Regions from separate parts of the Mus musculus genome. Here region 2 is linked to region 1. A link is a loop called in an ENCODE intact Hi-C map of the cell type or tissue named here. Cell type or tissue: left cerebral cortex. All regions are shown on one strand.

What was found. A loop is a pair of places that touch in the nucleus more often than their neighbours do. Peaks named below come from ENCODE experiments on the same cell type or tissue, not always from the same donor. Only the 100,000 strongest peaks of a DNase experiment are listed, where the experiment ranks them.
Region 2: a loop joins it to region 1, with 2.4 times the contacts of the local background. A loop is called at or near these places in 2 of 42 quality-filtered maps.

Annotation. Positions count from the first base shown.
Region 1 is chr3:14,378,160-14,386,159 of GRCm38, forward strand. No RefSeq gene overlaps it. Among named protein-coding and RNA genes, the nearest start is that of Slc7a12, 99 kb to the right of the region's middle. In left cerebral cortex, CTCF peaks have their summits at 3,557 (motif pointing left) and 3,758 (motif pointing right); a DNase peak (open chromatin) is centred at 3,623.
Region 2 is chr3:14,526,656-14,534,655 of GRCm38, forward strand. It overlaps Lrrcc1 (leucine rich repeat and coiled-coil domain containing 1), which reads left to right and starts at 7,133. Exons shown (of 19, transcript NM_001163579.1): 1 at 7,133-7,367. The coding sequence starts at 7,279. In left cerebral cortex, no CTCF peak of the experiment used is centred here; DNase peaks (open chromatin) are centred at 3,937, 6,438, 7,197 and 7,726; H3K4me3 peaks cover 1,435 bases; H3K27ac peaks cover 1,438 bases.

The sequences.
Region 1 (8,000 bases):
TGTCTTATGGCATGTGCCTTAAAAATATTCAAAAAAGGATGATATCTTTTCTCTACCTTCCTGGTCCCCAGGCCTATGGCAGGCAATCAATTTAGCTGGTCCTGGGTCCTACCAAACATTTGCCTTTGCTTTTTATGTGTTTGTATCCAGAATAGTAGAAAGGAATACCGTCACTGGTACTATGGGACTAAGAGAAGGAGCTATAGGTTTCCTTCCTGCTCTGTGATTCTCTGTACTTGATGACGGCTTTCTGTCTTTCTGGAGAGCTGACCTTCACAGGAGGGTTCAAAAAGTAGCCACTAGGGACAGGGAAAGGAGAGAGAATGGCAGGGAAGAGGAGTCCACACTGAGTCTTTATAGGTGAGAAGGTAAGCACACTTCTTCCTGCCTCAGATTTTCAGGTCTTTCATGACAAGAATTCTGAATGGTCCTGTTACTTTCGGGATAAGCAAGTTTCCAGATTCCATGATCAGGTAGAGAAGGTGACTATGAGGTGTCCAGCCTGGGAACAAGGTCAAGAAGAGATGAACACATGGCTGGAGTATCTCAGGAGAGAAAGTCAGAGCTAGTTTTGCAGCGTCATGGAGGGCTCCTTGAGTCAGGCTCTGGCTAAGCTCCAGGGTAACAGAATCTGAGTTCTCTTCATGGGATTGGCAAAGCAGGAGAGATGACATTCATAGGTTCAGGAACACAGTCTCTCCACCTCAGCAAGGTGACCCCTCTTGAAGAGACACCATGAAGAGAACATTAGTTTTCTGATAGTCCATTAAATTCACTCACAGAAACATGTTTCTTAAGACTGAACACTGTTTAGCTAAGGACACGGCTATCAAGGTATGCATATATTCACCAAAATGGGCTATGCATGCTACACTAGTGAACTGTCTCTAATGAAACTGTTTACCCAAGCAAAGGCTACAGTACTGCTTCCACAAGCCCCATTCAGTACACCAAGAAGGGCTTTGCTCACTGTGACACAGTGAATACAAGTTCCATCTTGTACTTGTCTCCATCCTCATTGGAAGGCAAAAGGGGACATAAAGATTCATAAAACAGCTCTTAAAGAGTTGTGTGTGTGCACATGTGCAAGTGTATTCCCATGACTATGTGAGGCATGTAAGCAGGCATGCCCTTGAAAACTCTGGAGATGTCAGTCCAAGGTCAACAGAGTGGCAGTATAGAAGGGTCAGGAGCAGACACTTCAGACTGGGCACAAAGGCTTGTCCAGACTTGGAAGTGCCCACTAAGATCTTCAGTCAGGATAATCTACTTCCTGAATTTTCTAGGCCTTTGAGGCAAGTCTTCCTAAGCTCATAAACAAAGAACATCAGAGCTGGGTGGGTCCTCTTAAGCCTGGCTGCTCTGGTATGGTCTCTGGATCTGCAACATCAGCACCACCTTCTCCTGGGAGCTTGTGAGAGATATCTTGGCTCAGGCTCCACCCAAAGCTATTGAACTAGATCGTGTGTTTTACAAGATTCCCCAGGAGATATATATGCACATCAGAGCCTCGGAAGTATTTCCCCAGGACTAATTTAGGCCAACATTTCACTTCACAAACAAGGCCCTGACACACAAAGGGGAGGAGGAGGACCCAAAGCTACACAGCTGCTTCCAATCTTGGCTTCACCACTTGCCAGAGACTTTGTGTAAGTCATTTAAAAATGCACTGACTCTCACTTTCCTCTTCTATAATATAGGGTATCACCCTCAACTACAAGGGCTTTCACATGCACTAGATAAGACAGCATCCAAATTAGGCTTCATAAATATTGACAGTCACTATAGTCCTAGCTCTCTGCTCTCCCTTCTACCTCTCAATGCAAGCCAGCTTCTCTATAGACAGTACTACATTATAGGGATATGTCCTGGTTCAGGAGGTTCTATGCAGATCCTATTCTGCCATTTGACCTTGAACTGTGTCCCAAATTGTTCCCTGGTTCCTGGCTTTGGTTTAGTGGTTCATAAATAAGATGATTCAGTCTCAAAAGGTCAATGGTCTTTGAATTATCAGTGATACAGAATAAACCAGAAATGACAAATTTATGTTTCCAAACTAACCAAAAGAAGGAGACACTATTAGGGTAGTCTAGCCCTAGGAAGTCTATAGATCTTTCCTAGAATGGTTCTGCCTTGACATGTCCAAGTACCTCAAGTGCCTAGGTGTGCCCCTCAATGCAGTTTTTCTGAGGATTGAATCCAAGGCCTCACACATGCCTGCTAAGTGCTCTTCCAGGAGCTACACTGAAAACTCCTCTTTCTTCTTCAACTAATAAAAAGGACCCTCAAGGCTTCAAGTATCTCTGTGGGGATGGGGTTAAAGAGGAGCGAGCCCAGTCAGACTGGAGGACAGCTGTTTTCAAAGCTTTGCAAGATGTTAGGTGAGAGAAGTCTAAACCTGTTCTCATGGACTCTGGAGAACAGAAACAGAAAGTTCAAATAAGTCCTCTCTACTCATAACAACTGGTTACAAACAGCTCCAGAAGTTCCTGTAACCATTAGTCCTAAGGCAAGTGAGCTGCAGAGGGAAGGGCTCCCTTGCTGTAAGACCAACTGGCAAGGCTGGCAAAGCTGGCATAGACTCCAAGGGCTCCAGTATGAGCATCATCTCAGGCAAGCACTTTTCAAATAGTTTCCCATGTCCCATCCCGACCTGATCAGAATCTATAGGGTGGATCTGGGATCTATTTTAAAAGCATCCCTCCACACCCTGCAATGGTTTTAGTAACAGGTGTGTGTGTGTGTGTGTGTGTGTGTGTGTGTGTGTGTGTGTGTGTGTGTGTTTGAAGGCAGGACCAGGGACTGGAGGAAGGGAGTTAGAACCATCCAATGACTGGTTCCCAAGGGTCTGTGTTCTATTTCTCAAACTACCCCCACCCTTACCAGGGCCTAAGGATGTTGGGGACTGTAGCTTCACAAAGTATGTACTCTTGATTTGGGGATTACTTAAACATCTAATAGCAACACACACACACACACACACACACACACACACATTTTTGTAGCAAGGTTATTCTGTAGCAAGATTGGCTTTGAACTCACGTTCTTCCTGCCTTAATCTCCAAACACATTCTCCCTCATCTCTGAAGACTGATGTCCCATGGAAGCCACCCTTTTAGATGACCCAGACTTGTGGTCTTGAAGGAAGACTGATGGAGCCACGACTTCCATCAGAACAGGCAGCTTTCTTCCACCACACCTAAACGGCCAGGACACTCATGCAACTGGGAGTCCTTTATGCCATTCTTTCCCCTACGGGCATCCTGGACCATGTCCAGGTCGCCCTTAAATGGAAAAAAAGGGGGACTCTGTCAGTTTCTCTCCTTTGGGTCATTCTTGTGCTTTGGTATGCCACAGGTCAGTGTTAGAGCACACCTCTTTCCGGGGACATTAGATGTGCTCGCGGAAGCACTGGGTCATCAACACCCACAGCAGAACGGGAGTAGCTAACAAAAATAACATGAAATTTAAAAAAGAAAAAGAAAAACGGAGTGGCTGCCTTTGGCCTTGACCCCACAGCGCCACCTGGTGTCGATCCGTACAGAGCAAACTCGACGCCTGCAAATCTCTGTGGCTCCCCACGCCCTACGCAATTACGGCCATCTGCTGGTACCCGAGCTTCACTGTGTATAAATAAATGATGTGTGAAGTCCCTTCTGCACTGCGTGATTGTGAGAAGGTCAATGGGGAAAAGTGAGACAGAGTACTAGGGCTGGCCTGATGGTACTGTGCTGGGCCTCCGCAGCCAGCAGAGGGCAGCCTGTCTCCACCTTTGGATCATGGTATTCTGTGTGTCCCGTCCAGGTAGGAGGATCCATTTGTGTTTATGGAATAAACCATTGTCCTCTGCGCACAAACCTCCCTGAGAATTTCCTGTAGGTCTTGAGCCATGTTTGAGAATTGTCAGGGCCACTTAGGGCTAACACTCTTTGATCTCCAGCTGTTGGGCAGGTGTTGTAGGTCCAATGTTGGAGCATTGCTGGCCTGATCCTCTGGCTAATAAAAGCATAAAACCTATTGGTTAAATTCCACTCACTGTTTTGAAAAACTCAGTGAGGGCGCATTTTCATGGATTGACACAGCATAGCTCTGGGTACAGTAGGTGTACCTAAGATGAACAACACTACAACCCTTCAGACAAGCCTATTTTCCAAGCCTGCTCTTCCGTACAGCTGGTTGTGAGGCCCTAGCAGAAAAGCAGATGGCTAGCTGCCTCTCCCCACCATACACACACACACACACACACACACACACACACACACACACACACACACACACACACTTCCAAGAAGTGAGATCTCTGGAGTTGATACAAAAAGTCCTCTAGCTGAATTTCTCTTTACAAGGGGCTTTGCAAAAGCTGAAGTGCTGAGTACATTGTCAGGACATAACTGAGCCTTTCAAAAGCCAAGTCCACAAAATCCCCGCATCCTGAGATGGGGTGGAGGGCAAATAGGGGAAGGTGGTGGCCTTTGATCATTTGGTTTCCTTAGAACCAATACCACAAAGTAAACAGACCTTAGAAAACTCCAGAGTGATTGCCTTTGGTTCATTTCAACTAGGCCTTGCCAAATCCAGCCCTGGCTCCCTGGGTCCCTAGGACCCCCACAGACAGATGAGGAAAGAGTTCAGTTCTAAATTGCTTTATTGATCAGATGATAAATCAGCTTCAACAGCCCATGCCTACAGCCCTTGCAGAGAATCGATGTACAGCCTTGTCCCTTCCGTCTTGGGGAGCATCAAGGCCCAGCCCTTCCCCTTCTCCCCTCTGCTCCTTACCTTGGGGCCTGGATGGGCTGGGCAAGATAATGAAGGTTACTAGAGAAAGATGGGGTGATAGGAGAAGGGTCTGTGTCTGCGCTGGAGAGGAATGAGGACGTGGGGTTCAGAGGAACCCTCAGGAGTGGCTAGAACACAGCTCTACCCTGGGCTATGCTGCATCAAAAAGTGTCCATCCCAGCTACCCGACCCAAGGTTAGACCCAGAATTGACTAATCCAAGATCTGGATGACTGATAAATGTAAATGCTTGTTCAGGAATTCATTAGGATCTTCCTTGCCCATCAAAGAGGGAACTTGATGCCTAAGGAGGTCAGGCAAACTCTAGACTTTGGGGTACTCTGACATGGGTTGCTCTCCATTCCTAAATGAAAAAAAAAATTCACTATTTCCACACTCAAAGGCAAGACGCCAGAGAAAGAGCTCTTTCTGATGGCCCCACAATTCTATCTGCACCTCCCTGCCTCTCATGGGGACTTCTCAGACTGAGATGCACCAAGAATCTCAGACTCCTACCCAGAGGAAACTCTCTGGAAGCCAATAAACCACAACCTTTTCTAGCCCAATAAACCCAGCTTTTCCTGCCTACACTGCTGGTTTGCTCTACTGGGCTCCAATGGCATGGGCTCAGGTGTCCTGGCCAATAGAGGGTGGACATTCAGCCTAGAAACAGAGGTCGATGGGGGTGAGGTGTGGAGTGAGGGACCTGGTCTCTGGAAAGGGGTGACTAGACAGATGTCTCCTAAAGGTAATGGTATCAAATGCCAGGCAGGAGGAAGCCCTTAGTGGGGAAGGAGTTCAGGCAGACCCCTAAACCAAAAGAAGCCAGATACCCAAACCCAAGTCATTAATGATGTGCAGGAGGGCTGAGTGAGAAAGAATCTTGGAGGTGTCCAAGGCTTCTGGGAATGGACTGCTGATTAAAAGCTCAGGAGTAGGCAATATGCACAGGCCACAGCAGTCTCACTCTGAGTGGACCAAGGACCCAAAGTGTTTGGCATAGCATCCTTTGCAGTAGATCTCACCATCCTTGTCTGCCAGGGTTGACAGAAGGCTTTTGCCACATTTGGCACATCGGAAGCAGGACTTAAGTCAGGACTTCTCAGCAGCAATCACCTTCTCTGCATCATAGACTGTATGGTTACATCAAACTTGGATGCCTCTGGGTTGGTGGTGGGCCTGTACCCGGGAGCTTCCTGTGGCTTGATGCCCAGACACTCATCCTTGTCCGTGCTCAGAGTGCCTGTGCCCCTCCTGTTGCCTTAGTTTTTTGGCTCTTACTTCTTGCTGTAACATGACTTGAAATAGCTCTCTTTGCCGTGCACTGCCACAGTGGTGCTGTCCAGATTCTTCTTGCAAATCATGCACAGAAAACAGGATTTATGGAAGCTGTTGCCCTCTCACTGGACCTCCTCAGCAAAGTAGACTGTCTTCTGGCAAACCATACACTTCTTGCTTCCTCCCAGTTTGGCATTCTGGCAGCTGCTAGGAGGCACACGGTGACAGCTCTCCGGGAACCTGTCTTGTGGTCCACTTTCAAATGTTTCGAATATATTCTTACTATTCACCTGAACATGTTATCTTCCTGGTACTAGCAATTATACAAATGATGCTGAACTTCAACACAAATACACAAACTAATTTAATCATCTCCTTTAATCTTTTTTCAAACTTTATGTAATTTTTATAATAATGATGCATCACTATTATATTTGGTATATTAAATATTCATGATATAAAATTTCACAGTGGTTAAAAGCACTGACTGCTCTTCCAGAGACCCCGTGTTCAATTCCCAGCAGCCACATGGTGGCTCACAACCAACTGTAATGGGATCCAATGCGCTCTTCTGGTGTGTCTAAAGAGAGAGACAGTGTACTCACATATATAAAATAAGTAAACCTTTTAAAAATTTTGCCTTATTCTTTCCATTTTAAAATCATCAAATCCCCCACTAAATTCACTGTAACAAGTAATACACAGTATGAGCTATGAGTAATATACAGGTGAGCTATGGCTCATTCAGGGTACAGCCCCTGGAGAGTGGCTCACTTTCCAGTAATGGCCAGACATCCAAGAGTATATGAACAGCAAAAATTGTGAAAAGGGACCTGGGAAGAATCAGAAGAACTAGGTGTGATCAAATACATTGTGATCAAAAATACATTGTTTTAAACTATCTAAGGACAAATAAAATGTGAAAATAGCAAATGTACAAACATAATAGCTTTTCTAACAACAATCACCTGCTGAGGAACAAATAATGAAAAATCTTTTTTCTTCTTTTGATTGTTACTTTTTCTCTTTTGTTGAAAATAGATTTTGCCTCATACAGTTCATCCTGGCTACATTTCCCCTCCCTCTAGTCCTTCTATTTTCCCTACCTCCCATTCCATCCAGACCTCTTTCTGTGTCTCATTAGAAAAGAACAGACTTTTAAAATATAAAATACTCAAAATAATCTCAAAACTAAGTATTTAGAAATAAAACACACGGGACTGGTGAAAGACCTCCACGATGAAAACTATAGGTCAAACAAGAATTTTTATTTTTTTTTTCCATTTTTTATTAGGTATTTAGCTCATTTACATTTCCAATGCTATACCAAAAGTCCCCCTTACCCACCCACCCCCACTCCCCTACCCACCCACTCCCCCCCTTTGGCCCTGGCTTTCCCCTGTACCGGGGCACACAAAGTCTGCGTGTCCAATGGGCCTCTCTTTCCAGTGATGGCCGACTAGGCCATCTTTTGATACATATGCAGCTAGAGTCAAGAGCTCAGGGGTACTGGTTAGTTCATAATGTTGTTCCACCTATAGGGTTGAAGATCCCTTTAGCTCCTTGGGTACTTTCTCTAGCTCCTCCATTGGGAGCCCTGTGATCCATCCATTAGCTGACTGTGAGCATCCACTTCTGTGTTTGCTAGGCCCCGGCATAGTCTCACAAGAGACAGCTACATCTGGGTCCTTTCAGTAAAATCTTGCTAGTGTATGCAATGGTGTCAGCATTTGGAAGCTGATTATGGGGTGGATCCCTGGATATGGCAGTCTCTACTTGGTCCATCCTTTCATCTCAGCTCCATACTTTGTTTCTGTAACTCCTTCCATGGGTGTTTTGTTCCCACTTCTAAGGAGGGGCATAGTGTCCACACTTCAGTCTTCATTTTTCTTGAGTTTCATGTGTTTAGGAAATTGTATCTTATATCGTGGGTATCCTAGGTTT
Region 2 (8,000 bases), 150 kb after region 1:
AGTTCAAAGCAAATTTTTTTATCTTCTACTTCATAAATTTATCATAACTTCAGATAAGTTTTATATACCTTTTATTCCATATGTATTGATAAGTTCAAGACAATAGGTTAAGAATGATTTTACCAAGAAACTGGTCATCTATCGTATGTCTTATTCATAAATCTAGCTAATCATTTATTCTTTATTCTTGCACTCATAATACAATTACCCACTCCTTATTCATGACCTTACTTATCATAGTTCACACCAAGATCTGTGGTCTCATCCCTGGACCTAATCTAGAATGAATTTTTTCCTTGATCATTAATTTATTCCAAGCTTATTTTTCTTCCTAGAGCAATTTACATGGCCTGGAATGCATGAAAGCTCACTTAACTCCTTTTCTAACTTATGCAGCCTATAGTACTTTTTTACTATTTTTTTTTCTTTTATTAGAAATTTTATTTATTTACATTTCAAATGTTATCCCCTTTCCTGGTTTCGCCTCCAGAAACCCCCATTCCATCCCCCTCCCCCTGCTTTTGTGAGAGTGCTTCCCCACCCACCCACTCCCACCTTCATGGCATTCCCCTACACTGGGGCATCTAGCATTCACAGGACCAAGGGCCTTTCCTACCATTGATGTCCAACAAGGCCATCCTCTGCTACATATGTAGCTGGAGCCATGGGTCACTCCATTCTGGTCGGTTGATATTGTTGTTCTTTCTATGAGGTTGCAAACCCCTTCAGTTTCTTCAGTCCTTTCTCTAACTCTTCCACTGGGGACCTTTACTTACTATTCTATGAGGAGGGAATACATTCTATTCTTGATTCTAACTTTATCATAAATTTCTAGCAAAACAACTTTAACCATTCCCTTAAGCTTTCTATCAATTACTCTAATTTCCTAAAACTATTTAACTCAAATCAAGAATTCTGTAAACTCACTAATTCATCTAAACAATATTATTTTATGGAAGTTCATCTTCATGTTGATCTGCAAGAAAATTGGCTAATAAAGTAGACTATCAGCCAGAAAGTTATTACACCAAGCTATAGGCAGTGAAGGTCTCCCAATGCCCAATCACACTATGCCAGATATATGAGGAATACAGCTGCAAGAAGCCATCCTGGAACAAACTCCCTGAGGCTGTGCCTCTCTGGGATTCACCCATTGTAGCCATGCAAAATGGTGGGCCATCTCCAGGAAGCCCACTTGCCCACTGCAGCTCCTCCTGCATGGTGTCTACCAAATTGTGTTGAGTTTCTCTCTAAACTGATGTTGGCCATAGGCTGACTGTAAACTGTCTTTATTATGTTTAAGATTGTTCCTTGTATGTTGTGTGTAATTTTAAAAACATACTACTCTTTCTTGGGAGCTCTTTGCCATGTTGCCAGCAGGTGTTCCCCCATCCCAACCCCCCAGAGTGCTTCCAGTTCCTCCAGCTGGCTTTGCTAAGCTGCCAACAACTGCCCTTCACTGGGAGCTGCTGTTCACATGCTAACCTCCCCAGCTAGCTCTGCCAACAGCCAACTACCACCCTTTCTCCTGCCCACCCGAGTCACCACGGATAGAAAACACCAGACAGCCTTAATATTTTAAAGCCAGCCAGTTAACACAACTGCTGGGCAAAGAATACCCTGCCCATTCTCCTTAGCCTCTGCAAGCAGCTAAGAAGGCAACAAACTATTGTTCCCTGGACCTACTTGTTGATCCTTCCTACCCAAACTCCCAATCCTCTGCGCATCCCCCTCTCTTCCTCCTGGGATTCAGAAGTCCCGCCTTAGCCTTTACCTAGTGATGAGCTTCTGTTGTCTTTATTGAACCAATCAAGAAACAAATTTTAGTTATCCGCTCCTCCTCACAACACTTGTATGCCTAATATCTCTAGGACTTTTATCATGAAGGTGTATTACATTTTGTCAAAGGCTTTTTTTTTTTTTTTTTTTTTTTTTTTTTTTTTGCATCTAATGAGATGACCCTGTAGGTTTTGCTTTTCTTTTTCTTTCAGTTTGTTTACATGGTGGATTACATTTACTGATTTAAATAGGTTGAACCATCCCTGCATCTCTGGCATGAAGCCTATGTGATGATCTTTTAGATGTGTTCTTGGATTTGATTTGCAAGTATTTTATTAAGTGTTTTTGCATGTATGTTCACTAAAGAAATTTAGCTGTATTGTTTTTTCCTTCAATTTTTACATGGCTTGGGTATCAGGGTAAGTATGGTCTCATAAAATAAATTTGGTAATGTACCTTCTGTTTTTATTTTGTGGAATAGTTATAGGAGTACCATCATTTAATCCTTTGAAAGTCTAGTAGAGGGCTGGAAAGAGGGCTTAGAGGTTAAGAGCACTGACTGCTCTTCCAGAGGTCCTTAGTTCAATTCCTAGCAAGCAAATGGTGGCTCACAACTATTTGTAATGAAATCTGATGCCCCTTCTGGTGTGTTCGAAGAGAGCAACAGTATACTCACATAAAATAAATGAATAAATCCTTTTTTAAAGAAAGAAAGAAAGAAAGAAAGAAAGAGAGAGAGAGAGAGAGAGAGAGAGAGAGAGAGAGGGAAGGAGGAAGGAAAGAAGGAAGGAAGGAAGGAAGGAAGGAAGGGAGGGAGGGAGGGAGGGAGGGAGGGAGGAAGGAAGGAAGGAAGGAAGGAAGGAAGGAAGGGAGGGAGGGAGGGAGGGAGGGAGGGAAGAAAGGGAAGGGAAGGAAAGTCTGGTAAAATTCTGTACTAAAACCATCTGGCCCTGGGCATTTTTGTTTTGGAGACTTTCAGTGACTGTTTCTATTTCAGTAGGGTTTATATGCCTGTTTAAGTTACTTATATCATTTTTATTTAACTGTAGTAAATGATACATATCAAGAAATTTATCCTTTTCTTTTAGATTTTCCAACTTGGTTGAGTAAAAGTTATTAAAGTATGTCCTTATGGTTCTCCAGATTTTCTTGGTGTCTGATGTTACAACCCCTTGTCATTTTCTTTCTTTTTTTTTTTTTTAATGTTGTCATCTCTCTCCACTTTTTAGTTATTTTCAATAGGCACTGTCAGTGTTATTGACTTCATCAATGAATCAACTCTTTGTTTCATTGACTGACTCTACTTTTTTGTTTGTTTGTTTCTATTTTACTAATTTCAGTCCTGTGTATATTTCTAGTGGTCTACTCCTTTGGGGAAAGAAGAAAGTTATGCTTTCTTCTTTCTGTTTTAGAACTTTCAGGTTTGCATTTAAATTTTTAATATGAGGTATTTCCAATTATTTTATGTGGGAACTTAGCACAATGAACTTGCCTCTCAGAACCACTTTCACTGTATCCCAAGTTTTCAGTGCGTTTTGTATTTACTTTCACTCAGTTCTATCAAGTGTTTACATTCTGTCTTGACTCGTTTTCATTCAGTAGAGCATTGTTCAGTTTCCATGGCATCTTAAGTTCTCTGTTGTTGCCGAAATCAGTGGTATCAGTCATGATGCAGGGAGTTAGTTCTTCTATCTATTAAATCTTGCCTTGTTTCCAAATATGTGATCAATTATAAAGAAAGTTCTATGAACCACAGAGAAGAAAGTATATGCTTTTATGTTTGGGTGAAATGTTCTGTAAATATGTTAGGTCCATTTGGTTTATAACATCTGCTCGTTGCTGCATTTCTCTGTTTAGCTTCTGTCTGATGACTTGTCTGTTGGTTAAAATTGGGTATTGAAGTTTCCAAGATCAGTGAAGTCAGTTTCTGATTTTAGTAGGCATTCCTGTGGTACTTGGCCTGGAATAGCATGAGTAAGGAGAAAGTTTGGAGGGGACAGTCTAAGTGATCCGCTGGAGACAGGAACAGAGAGAAGGAGGAGGCCACAATCTGACTTTTGGGTGAGACTCAGGGGGTTGGAACAGTGAAGAACTGCAATTAGGCTCCCTGCTTAGCGGTCGGAGTCCTGTGGGTCCCATGGAATGCCTGCTGGAGCTAATGACTCATAAAGTTGTGAGGAGGAGGAAGTGAGATTGGAGGGAAGATCTGTGTGTTTCTCTGGAGCTGTGAGGAATGGGATACAGAGTTGGGAATGAGACTGGGAAGTTGGATTTGGAAGAAAGGGACTAGAGGTGAAGATCTGGAGTTGGCCTGCCTGCTTCCCTGGCCAGAATCGGTCATTGCAGTTTCAAATGTACCACTGGCACTTTCAGTTATGTAAGTGGAGCCAAGTGAAGAAAAGTCTTACAAACAGCCTCAGTAAGTGCTCTTTTTGCTGCTTGTCAGAGCTTGCCAACCTACTGCAGAACTTTACCTCAGCTGTCAATATAAAACCTTAATTTTTTTTAAGTTTCTTTTTTTCTCTATATGTACTTATATGTGTTTATCCAAACGTGAGCTTGGTGCATGTGTGTGGTATGTTCATAGCTGTGTATAGATATGTTCACAAGTATGAACCTGAGATCAGAGGAGAACTTTGGGTGTCCCACTCTACCACTGTTTGAGCTGTGTCCTTGAGAAAGTGTCTCTCCCTGGAGCTAGGTTAGCAGCCATCATGTCACAGAGACTCTCCTGTCTCTGATAGTGCTGGAGTTACAAGCCATGCCTAAACAGGACTCAATTTTTATGTGTTCTGGGTTTTTATTTCAGATTTAATTGCTTCCACACTTAAAAATTGTTAACCTTTTTTGCCATCTCCATAGCCTCAAAACTTCTCTTTTGAAAATAACAAAATATTTTAAGGAATAATGTTATTAGATCTATCACAGGAACTTGAGCAGTCTCAAAATGAGTTATTATCAGGGTCCAGCCTCAGCACAGGATCGGTGTACTCAATTGGAAGCAGGAATATCTAGAATGCACATAATAAATAGACACAGACAACATTTTGGGTAAAAACTGACAGGCAATTTTTCAAGGCTTAAAGTTACTATCCTCTCTCCTCCTTCTCCTCCTCCTCCTCCTCCTCTTCCTCCTCCTCCTCCTCCTCTTCCTCCTCCTCCTCTTCCCCTCCCCTCCCCTCCCCTCTCTCCCTCTCTCCCTCTCTCCCTCTCTCCCTCTCTCCCTCTCTCCTCTCTGCTCTCTTTCTCTCTTGCCCACTTGCAGCTTGAGGTTGCACACACCCTGCATTCTCTTACACACTCTGCTTTTTTCTCCTGTGTGCTTTTCTTTCCTCAAACTCTTACACTCCTACATAACCTCTGTGCGTTCCCCTTTCACTCACACACACACATTTCCACACACATCTCACATTCTCCCCTCACTCATTCCCCTTTCACTCACACACACACACTCTCCACACACATCTCACACACACATCACATGCACTCTTCTTTCACACACACACACACACACACACACACACACACACACACACACATTTTCACACACATTTCGAATTCTTTCCTCACTCACTCTTCACATGTTCTGCTCATGGCTCTCTTGCCTTTCTCTTGCCCTAGTCTTTTATTGATACTCCAAAAGCAGATAGAAAAAAAGACATTGTATAATCATTGTCAAATCAAATTCATAAGAATAACCACACCCACAAAGAATCAAGAATTACAATTGTTCCCCAAAGTTTCAAGCGTTCCCTATTCCCAGGCCTGTAGCCAAAATAACAATAATTGTAAACTTATCATTATTTAACCTTTAATCTTTGAATTATTATACTTCAGAGCTCAGAGCTATGAGGCCAGCTACTTGCATTTTCTTGTGACGCTCTAATGATAAATGACATGGGCAAAGCTGCCAGGCAGTGGCCAGAAAGAATCAAGTTAACCCTTAACTCAATAGTTCTGCTAGCTTTCTGCTTTTGCACATTGCACACAATGGCTTTCCTAAGAGTCCCAGTGTTTTGACTTAGGTTTACGAATATATAATTTTATGTATCTTTACTTTCTTATTCAGAAACCACTCTTAAATGTTGTGCAAAATTTATTTCATAATTTCAAAAAAACTATTCCTTTCTTGGGATACCAATGTTGGCTCTAATTCATTTTCTAATAATTTCTTCAAACTTTCTTTGCAAGTCAAGCATTAATCTGGAACTATCATTGTTCAGTTATTATATTGTTTTCAAGATGAGAACACACAGCAGGCACCATTAGGACTGTGCTGTGCTGTGTCCCTATGCCTCAATTTTTAACTGTTTAAGAATCAAGGAACGTCTAGTTTCACAGAATTCACCAGAGCAGAAGGGAGAAAGAAATAAGAAAGTCAGATATAATAGAATAATTATGCCCACCAAGACCAACTGAAAGACAGGCACCCACAAATGAATTCTATACAGCTGTTATTCAGGGATAAGATTAGAAGTGGGAACGACTGTTTTCTACAAAGAGCTGCAGTGGGCTACTGAGATGTCTCCATCCTGGCCTACTGCGGGCAGTCGCTGTCATGGTATGCTGTCCCCAACAAGTTATTTATGTGGTAGCCAGGAAAACTGTATTTTGGTGGCTGTCTCCTTATCTTTGCAATGCCTTTGTGTGGCGGCTACACATCCTTGAGGCTGTAGATAGGTTGTCCCCACTGTATAAAAAACTAAAACATCAGGATATTTTCCCACACGTGTGCACTAACAAAGGTGTACAAACTCTTTGGCATCGTTAGAATATCTTTTTCAACATAGTCTGAACATCCCCTACCATTTTGTGAGATTTTCTGAAGAACTGTGGAAATAAGGTCCCTGAAAGGAGATCAGTCTATCAGTTGGGAGGGAAAGGGGGTCAACTTATGTCATGACTGTCATCACCTACCAAAGAAAAATTTTATACCACAATGGAAAAACCATTGTCTCACCAACTCTACCTTGAAACAGCCCAGTGAAGTATCTTTGGAGTGTTTGCTTTTGCAGAGGCATTGAAGAGTGTCTCTTGAGCGAATTCTTTAAAAAGCTGAACATTTTTTTCTCATCACAGGGAGACCAGCATACATAAATAAAGGCATTGCACAAATACTTAAGGATTTAACAGGAGTTCAGTGACCAAAAACGGGGAACATTACTATGTCTGCAAGATCACGTCACGAAGTATAAAAGCAAACTATTGAGAAAAACGCCTCCATATGGCAGTGGGCTATAAATAATGTTCAGTAGCCCACTCATTCCAAACCAACAAATGGAAAGGCTTTACTTTAAAGGCAGATGCCGTAAAAGTCAAGCCCTCTTTGAGCGGCGCCGTTGTCCTGCTTTGCGGCCGCGCAGGGCGGGGAAAGTGCGGCAGGCGGTTAGAGTCCTCGCCCCGCCCCTTGCTCACTCCCCGCTCCCGCTTTTGGAGGCGTGAGCAAGCTGGGACCCAGCGCTGGGCGCCGGTTAACACCCACTCCCCGTCGCGGGTACCATGGAGGCGGCGGTGTGTAGCGAAATCGAACGGGAGGATGGCGACAGCAGCTGCGGGGATGTGTGTTTCATGGACAAAGGCCTGCACAGGTAGCTGCCGCCACCCGGTTGGACCTCGGGTTGGCTGGCTTCGGAGAGCCGGGCTTGTGCAGGAAGCGGGTTCCTCCCCATCCTCCCAGCACAGTCTGGGGCTCCTCTCTGTCCCCCAGCATAGCCCGGGGTTTCTCTGTGTTCCCCCTGCACGGCCCGGGGCTTCTCTTACTCCTCCCAGCATTGCCCTGGCTTCCTCCCTGCCAAGCCCTGAATCCCTCCTGGCTCACTCAGCTGAGCTCAGGGTTCTTCCGCATCCTCTCCACAGATCCCGGGGTTCCTTTCTCTCCACCACCCAGCGCAACCTGCGGTTCTTTCTTACGGACCTGCTGAGCCCAAGCTTCCTCTTTCCCCTCTCCTCGCCCCCACTTTCGCACCCCCTAGCTGTTGCTCTTCCTGGTCTCCTTCCAGGAGCCTGAGAAGTGGGGCAAGCAGCAAGGCAAGCCTTCTCTACTCCCTGCTTACATCTCTTGCCTCAGTTCTCACCCGTTTTTAAGTTCTTTTGCATAAGACACAATCAGAGACATATCCATACAGTTGTTGAAAGTACCAAATATAACTCTTACTGACCCTGTTTTATGTTACTGAGACTGCTCAGTGGTTTTTCAGGCCCCTGGATTTTCCATACTCTGT